Regions from separate parts of the Mus musculus genome. Here region 1 is linked to region 2. The links are chromatin contacts, found by POLR2A ChIA-PET in ENCODE. All regions are on one chromosome and are shown on one strand. The core of a region is the stretch at or near the end of the contact, and the rest is flanking DNA. Distances in the headings are between cores, read along the strand shown.

The links. ChIA-PET counts read pairs that join two places held with the same protein, here RNA polymerase II (POLR2A).
Region 1: POLR2A ChIA-PET joins it to region 2 with 23 read pairs in Patski. The contact joins the promoter of Hs2st1 here to the enhancer-like site in region 2. POLR2A ChIA-PET finds 5 or more read pairs at or near these places in 3 of 5 experiments (Patski and embryonic stem cell).

The regions. Positions count from the first base shown.
Region 1 is chr3:144,567,863-144,572,296 of GRCm38, reverse strand. Hs2st1 (heparan sulfate 2-O-sulfotransferase 1) reads left to right here and starts at 2,081. Exons shown (of 7, transcript NM_011828.4): 1 at 2,081-2,563. The coding sequence starts at 2,440. It overlaps Selenof (selenoprotein F), which reads right to left and starts at 1,870. Exons shown (of 5, transcript NM_053102.2): 1 at 1,498-1,870. The coding sequence starts at 1,572.
Region 2 is chr3:144,504,859-144,509,156 of GRCm38, reverse strand. All of the region lies in intron 1 of Hs2st1 (heparan sulfate 2-O-sulfotransferase 1), which reads left to right. Gm43707 reads left to right here. Exons shown (of 1, transcript XM_017319867.2): 1 at 1-4,298. Among named protein-coding and RNA genes, the nearest start is that of Gm43707, 5.2 kb to the left of the region's middle. Within about 2 kb of position 2,741, at least 1 of the 3 ENCODE cell types and tissues checked has a DNase peak (open chromatin) inside an H3K27ac peak, as active enhancers do.

The DNA.
Region 1 (4,434 bases), core at 832-3,331, 64 kb before region 2:
GGTCTCATAGTATTGAACTGGTTTTCAGGTATATTTTGGAAGTAAGAATAAGAAAGGCTAGGTAATTGCCAGTATATGCAGTACATAGGAAGGAGTCAACAAGACATCTGAGTTTGAAGTTAAGATTGGGTGGACAACCACCATGGCATACAGGTAGCCATAAGTTCTTCCTACTCTAGTCCTAGCATGTACTGACATTTCTTTGCAATGCAATTCTGTCACTCTTCCCATTCGGCTGTGGAGTTGGGAAGAGTTGTTCACCTGTGGCGTGGTCTGGGGACTTACTCTGACAAGTCTAATGTGATGGAGTTTGGATCTATTTACACAGTGGGAGGATCTGGCTTTCTGTTTTTAGCCTTGTCTCCCAGGAGGGAATCTGTGATCTCCATGGCAAGGTCTTAAGAGGCTTCTGCTCTTTTGGAGTATTGTCCTGAGACGGCTGTGAAAAAGAAGTCAGTCATTTACTGGGAGATGAGTTAGCAGCAGAACTGAGCGGTCCCTGTTAATGGCACTGACTAGAACTACAGTAGCTTTGGGTTTTTAGTTAAATTCACCAACTAGCTCAAACAGTGCATCCATGAGGGAACTGCTTCACTAACATAAAGGATGGTTAAATTGTTTAAAAACATTGATTGGCAAGGGGGTGGGGGCAGGTATTTACAAAGCCATAGCCTACTGAGATTTTGAAGATAGTTTGAAAACATTACTCCTTTGTTACTTTTGGTAGTGGTAACACATTCAAACGACTACAATGGGAGGGAAAAGCCAACAATTTACTTATGTTTCCAGTATAAAAGTTTAAAGGGATGTTCCCTAAGTGTTTTCTGAAGTACCAGATGTTTCAAAACAACATTGTATTGCAATGTAAGACGCTAAGAATCCACTCTTTGGACAAAGTAAGAAAAGCAGAGACAACGTTTGTGAACTATAAGACCTATGAAGAACAGAGTATTTAGAGACCTACGGTATAATTTTAACTTTCCAAAATCTTGGACAAATCACTTAAGTATCCTAAGTACAAAGACATGTAAATATGGGTGGAAAACTCCCATAGAGGAATTTACCAAAAATACAGTTGCTTCATGAGTAGCTAAGTAAGTCAAAACCAGGTTAACTCCTTTCAGAGATTTAGAACCCGTGTCGTCTGGTTAACGAGGAAAACCGCTTGTCTGGACCAAAACCCTTTAAGGTTTGGGAGTTTGTAAGCAGCGGTAGTTTCATTCACTTGTGTCTCACTCAAAGAAACGTCCCTCCTTTCTAAGCATTACTGACTATGTACCCTCTGTGCTCTGAAAAACCGATCCTAGCTGCCTGAAGCGAGGAAACCATCGTCTCTAGAGCTCCGGCTGGAATTCTGCCACGTTTCATTCCGGATGGAAGCGGCCGCTAAGGCAGCCCGTTCCACGGGCGGCTCCCAAGCGTGGCCCCGGGTTTGCCCTTCCACATCCGCGCTCTCCGACCAGCCTTGAGGCAGCCCCAGAGGCGGTCCACACTCACCGCTTGAAACGCAGTCGCCAGCAGCAAGCGCAGCCCCAGAGCGGGCCGCAGCCACCCACCCTGCCCTGCCGCCATCCCTGCGGTCTGCCGTCAATCTTCAGGGGTCTGAGGACCCCTGTGCCGGGGACGTCCACTGCACTGCCTGACGCGAAACCCGCCGCGAAAGGCCACTGCTACAAGCCTATTATCCCACAAAGACGAGTGTTAGTTAGGCGACCATGGGAGCCTGTAAGTGATCGATTGTTAAACAGTCCTCAGGTTCTTTTAGAGATTCAAATTAGGCATTTTCCTAAACTCCCCACACCGGGGCTTCTTATTCACGACATTCAATCGGCTATCCACGAAGCCCCAGCTCGGCCATCAGTAGCCCCGCCTCCTCCAAGTTTACCCAATCGGACAACGCCTTGCTTGAGTCCCGTGACAAGGAACCCAACCGTAAATCGAACCGAAAGGGCGAGAAGCGGCCTCTCTTCGGACCAATGAACACCACTGTACCGGAGGATGGGGGTGGAGCCTCTGGTTGCCGGGCAGCGTGCGTCAAGGCGTGCGCGTGGTGGCCGAGGGGGAGGGGAGGGGGCGGGCCGAGGGCGGCGCAGCCGCAGCCGCATCGCCACCGGAGGAGCGCGCGGCCGCGAGCGACCGAGGGAGGGAAGGGAGGAAGCGAGGGAAGAGGGCGTGCGGCCGTGGGGTCCCGAAGCCAGGGGGCAGCGGCAGCGGCAGCGGCAGGAGGGCGCCAGGGCCGTCGAGTGGGCCGGGGAGAAGCGTGCACCAGGCGGCCGGCGCTGGCTCCCGCGGGCGGGAGACCGGAGAGGAGGAGGGGGTCGCTGCGGCGCGGCAGTCCGCGCAGCTCCCGGGTCGGGGTCTCCTCCCGGCGCTTCGGTCGCCCTCGGGGCCCCGCTCCCCGCCCCCCGCGGTATGTCTTGATCGCGAGCGGCGGGTTTCATGGGGCTCCTCAGGATTATGATGCCGCCCAAGTTGCAGCTGCTGGCGGTGGTGGCCTTCGCGGTGGCGATGCTCTTCTTGGAGAACCAGATCCAGAAGCTGGAGGAGTCCCGGGCGAAGCTAGGTGAGGCAGCCGAGCGGTGCGCCGGGGCCGGGCTGGCGGGTGGGCATTGCCGGCTATAGCAAGTGGGCTTCCTCAGGGGGCCTCGGAGAACCTCGAGAGCTGGGACCCGGGCACGTCGAGCTCCCGCCACCGGGGAGGGAAGCTGGGCTGATGAGCTGCACGCGCGAGGTCTCTGGCCAGAGGGCTGCCCCGTCGGCCCTTCACTGAGAGAGGGGACCCAGGTCTGCCTGGAGCTGGTGCTGCTGGAGGACACAAACGCTCCCTCTCTCTTCTCTTCCAAATCGTTCTGCAAAGCCCCAGTCATGTGCAGAGATGGGGACTGGAATTTGAATTAGGGGCACCTGGGCACAGGATCCTTTGGGGATGGTGGTCGTGGGGAGATTCGTCGCGGGGAGATGGGTAGAAATGGAAGGAGACTCCGGGAATGATGGGGAGTGAAAGCGGCTCACCGTAGTGAGTGGCAGGCATGCCTGAGCCTAGGGCAGTAAGGGACCTTAGAACTGACAGCTTTGGTAGGCTGGCGGTGTGGGACAGCGGAGCCGATGATGGCACGAAAAGGAGACATCTGGGGGACTGAAGTTCTTTATGAGTGACGCTAAACTGGTTGATTTGGGCTTCAGAGTGGGGTCGTAAGTTTAGGCTGATTGCATGTACAAGAGGGGAACGTTGAGGGTTTGGAATTGCAGGGTTTACCTTGTGAAAGGAAAAGAGTGGGGAGAGTGAACCATATGGGTCTCTTAAAGCGTCTCTCTCAGTGCCCGAATGGAAAAGGGTGCTTGAAACACAAAATTGGAGTGCGAACTTGTGCAACAGCAGTCGAAAGCGCGGATAGTCGGGTGCTTCCGGATAGTGGAGAACTTTGGTATTTGGAAGTGCTCTGGAGACAGGGACTTAATCATTGACGCGTTTTGATTTAAAAATGTATGTGACACTTGAAAATCAGCTCAGAGAATGTAATTTGAATATGGGAAACAGCTTTTGCATACACTTTGACCTTGCCTGTTTCTTAAACACGATTTAAAGTTACCTTGAGGAACAGCTAGATGCAGCTTGGGGGTGCGGATTAATTTTCAAGAAAAGAAGTACCAGAAAAGAATTTAAATTTTATATATAGTAGATATTTCCAAGTTTTTGGTAGATTTTAAGGAAGCCTTGAACACATTTTAAAGAATAGTGTTATAAAAGCAAGAATCGTTTGATTGATGTCCAGCTCCGTGTGAAAGAGAAGCCAAAGGTACTTGCAGTCCAGTCCTCCTTTCTAGAGTGAAATTTGAAGAACTACTGAATGTATGTACTGGATTTAGAAAGGTTTTATGTGCTAAAAGTTATTCAGTTTAAATATTGAAGGTTGAACAGTATCTCCTTTTGCCTTTCACGTGGCTCATCTGTACAACATTTACAGTCAGAGTCTGGCCTCATTCATGATCCAGTTTTACAGGAAAGAAAGTGACTCAGCTTACAATAAATTAAAAGTTGTTAAAATGAGCACTTGTATTTACTATTTCTTCAATTGGCTTTTGGAATTCTCTAGCTGTAGAGGCTCAACCTGATTGAATGTGCCTATTGTCTTCCTGACCTAACAGTTTCCTCTCCAGCGCTTGGAAGCTGTTTGTGGACGCCACCAGAATAGCTGAGGATATAGAACACCACAGGTAGAACCATGCGTACCCTCATAGTTTTCATAAATGGGAAAAAAAAAGTCCTGTCAGGAATAAGTGCGTCCAAATGAGTATCTATGAGGGAAACAGCAATTATGCGCCAGAATAAATAATTCTGAGAGATAGGCCAGGGCTGACCACGGTGGGCCAGGCCTGTAGTTCAGTACTCTAAAAGCTGACACCCCAGGATGGTGAGTTCAAGACCAGTATGGG
Region 2 (4,298 bases), core at 1,492-3,991:
TGCCTACTTGTCCGTATATACATGTGTGTACCTGGTACCAACAGAGTTCAGAAGAGGGCGTTGGATTCTGTGGAACTGGAATAAAGGATGTTTATGAGCCACCATGTAGGTGCTGAGAAAAATGAGGTACTCTGGGAGAGCAACAAGGACTTTTAACTGGTTAGCCATCTCTCCAGTCTAATGTCACTGTATCTAACAGTACTAAAAAAAAATACTATATTGACACTTAACACTGAATAAATGTGGTGTTCTAAAAAAGATGTTTTTAAAGTCCCTTCCATTTCTGTGAGAGAATTTGTATCTGTGAAGCATCATTACACATTTACATAAATTCACATTTGCCAAATTATACCAAGAGGGAAAACTTAATTGAATCATTTTACAATCATATAATCTATTCAATATGATTGCATTTGCTCATGATGCAGTTTGGTAAACGGATGATTGTTGAAATGAATGATAATGTTTCACAGATAATGTTTTTTTTCCCCTCTATTTGGGGTTTTAATGTTCTTCCGTTAGCATGTGTATGTGGTGCATGGCTCTCGGCTAGTGAACTGCAGTGGAGCACTGTATATATGCAGTGTGTTCTGGGATATGCAAGAGCTACATCCTCGGGATGGTACTTGGAGTACCCATAGGAAGGGGCTCCCAGGTCAGTCAGACACCATGGAGGGGAGGGCTCTGTAGCAGGGACAGAAGGCATCAGTCCTGTAGTTGACCACTGACCAGTTTTGTAGCCATTTATTGAGGGAAGAAAGGCCACCCCCAGGTGTCACTAGCCAGAGTTAAACACTGCTCTCTGGGGACTACCCAGAGTCCAGCTTTGCCACGGTGGGTGGAAGAGGAGCTAAGGGTGAGGTTTGACTCTGAGTGGTCACTGCTCTACTGCAGTGAATAGACTGCATAACCAAGGCAACTCTTATAAAAGAGAACTCGTAAATGGGGGCTCGGTTACAGCTTCAGAGGTTGGAAGAAGCCAGTCAGGGTGCTGGAGCAGTAGCTGAGAGCTTAATTGACATCCTAATCTACAGACGGCAGGCAGGCAGGCAGACACACATACACACACACACACACACACTCTGCAGATATACAGTCGTCCTCCTCAGCTCACTAGCTGAGAGCCGTGCACCACAAGCCTCCTAATCCTTCCTGAACAGTTCTCCAGCTGGGCTCTAGGCTCCTTTTCATTCAAAACCACCACAGACATTAAGAACCAAAGCCAGCACATTGAGCAGGGCAGGACACACCTTTGTTGTCTTTTCTGGCCCCCTTGTAATTGACCAAACAGTGCAAAACAGTTTCTATTTAGTTTTTATCTATTTGTTTACTGTAGTGCTAAAGATAACCCAGGGATAGCTGGACTTTTGGCTGCTTTGTCTGTTCGTATTTTTACCACTTTATCCCTTCCAGTCCCACAAAACTAGGGAGGAGAGAAAAAAGGCTGGAGGGGAAAGTGGGCGTCAATATTGTTAAGATGACTTCCTGCTGAGTAGGGGTGTCAGTTCCTTCGGGCAGTTTTGGTCTTCATCAGGCTCTCTCTAGCCAGCTACCAGTGACAGCAGGTGCAGCAGGGCTGCCCCATCTTGGGTGCCAGCATTTCTTTCTCTACCCTTTCAAGAGTCCCTAGAATCCCATGGGTCATACATTTGCAGAAACTGTCTGCGAGTGGCAAAATCATGTCCCTGCCAGAACACAAGGCAAATCATAGTCAGCTGCTGTGGACAATCTGAAGCAGCCCATGTCCCACACCTGGGACCAAAACAAACTACATTCTTGTAACGATTCTGTTTTTTACACTCTGTCACCGAGTTAACAGCCCAGCCTGGAGCAGTTTGAATAATGCTGCATATTTAACAGAGAATACATTCTTAAGTCTCTGGTAGATCTCCTCTTAAGGTTCATTCGTAATAGCCAGCAGGTTTCTTGTTTGGGGCATAGGGTAGTAAGACTATGGCTGTGTGGCACCAGCTTTTACAGTGGCTTCCTGTAACCTAACGCCAGAATTGGGTCTCGGTGGGAGCTGGGCATTTATTTGGTCAGCCTGGGAGTCTCCCAGCTCCTTGATGTACACCTGCCAGGGAAAGAAGCTGCTTTACTGAAAATAAAAGGAAAAGCTGGTTTTCTTCACGTTACCCACTAGTGGGGTGTGGGTACTACAAAGAAGGTAAACAAACACTGAGCAAGAAGAGTAACTTTGAGAACCCAGAGATGCCATTTGGCAGCAGACTGCAGACTATACCTTCTCAGCATTGATCTCAAACCGATATTACTTAGTTCTCAAAGATGCTGACTGGAAGCCAGCTACCCCCAAAGGTCCCAGGTAAACATGGCACAGTGTCCACCTAGAATCTGAGGCACAGCCTCTGCGCTTACTGACAGAGATCCAGGGTGGCTGTGACAGCTGTTGTTAAACTCCAAGGTCTTTAAGTAGGGACACCAGGGCAGTCTGCATCACTGTTCGTGAACCCTAGGCCCTTGGACTGAAAGAGAATTGTCACAGTGTCTTTTTCTTTCCTCTCTCCAACCTAACATAGTGGCTGGTATGTCACTTGGTGGATTCTAAGCATCAGTGAATGAATGGCACTGCCCCATTGGTTTGAGATTTCACTGCAGCTTATTTTTAACACTCAGGAGCCCAGCAAAGGAAAGCACCAGCAACAGCTGGCCAGTCCAGACAGGGAACTTGTTTATCCCTAACTGAGCTAATGCTGAGTCATGTTTGCCTAAAGATCCCTCATGTCAGGTGCCCAGCTGGGATTCCCAGCCTTCTGGGGAGAGAGAGGCTCAGAGGGAGAGAGAGGAATTCGAGGTGGACAATAAATTCCTTCACTTAGATAATGAACACAAGGCTGCACAAAGCTGCGCAGCTCTCAAGGGGAGCGTGCCCCTCACCCTGGCCACTCCCTGTCTTGCTGTTGAATCCAACTCTAGAGGAAGCTTGGTGTCAGACTCGGCTGCATATCTGAGAGATGGTGATGTGTGTGTTGTGCTATGCGGTGATGGGCAGCCTGCTTTTGACTCTGTTTTTCCTGAAGTCAGGGCTCAGTTGGAGGTAGTGAGAGACCCCCAAGAAAAGCAGTCACTCCCATGAGTCCTTTGACGCCAGGCTAACTCTCCTAATGTCAGTCAGGTCTCTTGACACTCAATTCCCTCTCTGGGATATACAGGCCACAGTAGAGGACAGACTGGGAAGTAACAACCCTATTGCTAGGCTTGTACTCTCATGGAGAATTTCTCATAGCTTCAACAAATAAACAGTTCAAGGGAACATCCATTTACCATACTGGAGTCTGGACCTAGGAGGCCCCTTAGGAACCAAAGGAGGAAGCAGTAGGATGGAGAACCAGATGGTTTGGTCTGAGTCTGTGGATGGCCCAGGGGGTGTGCATTGGTCCTCAGGGGCATGTGAGAGGGTACAGTGGTGAGGTGGAGGCATCCTGCCCCCTCGCTCCCCAGCACTAGGGAGGCTGAAGTTATGAAGTGGTTCAACTTAGGGGCCTCATCTCCAGCCGCCCTATGGCTTTCCTGGATGAAGCGCAGAAAGACTAACATTTTAATTTTTCTATTATGTAGACAGCGTGAAGACTCAAGGACAGGAATTAGATTTAGCCCCTTGGGATTGAGCTGCTAGAAACTACAGGTTTAAGGAGAGAAAATTAGATGAAAGGTTTTGGGGAGACAAGTACTTATGGCAATATCAGATTTATAATCTTACAGGTTTTGTGTATTTTTAAACATCTATTGGAATAATTAAATAAGTCAATCACCATGCTGGATACATCCTAGAGGAAGATGACAGGCACAAATACAGACATGCCTCCTGCTTCATCGGGGCTTACAGCGTATCCAGGATAGTAACCGAGGACCCAGGTCAGGCTCCCACAGTGGCGATGCAGTGGGGGAGCAGAGGTGGTGCAGCCTGGCTGGGAGCTCTTTCAGATTCTGTGCACAGGGAGGGTCTGCAAAGGTGAGCACCAAGGCCATGAGGAGACACCATGGTGGATCCTTGAAATGTGAAGAGGAATTACGTCAGCTTTTCCCCCTAGAAATGAGTGAAACGTACAGAAGAAAATAATACTTTAGTGTTTTAAAAGCAAACACTGAAAGATAGCCAGTGCTTACACAGAGCCCTGAAAGAGCCTGAGAGGAGGAGCTGCCCGTGCTTCTCGAGATTGTTCTGCGTGTGCTGCCTGTACATCATTTCCACCGGTCTTCCTCCCATCACCTCCACCCGTGCCTCCCTCCCCTTCCTTCACTGTTATTGGGGTGGGGTGTGTGTGTGTGTGTAAAATCTG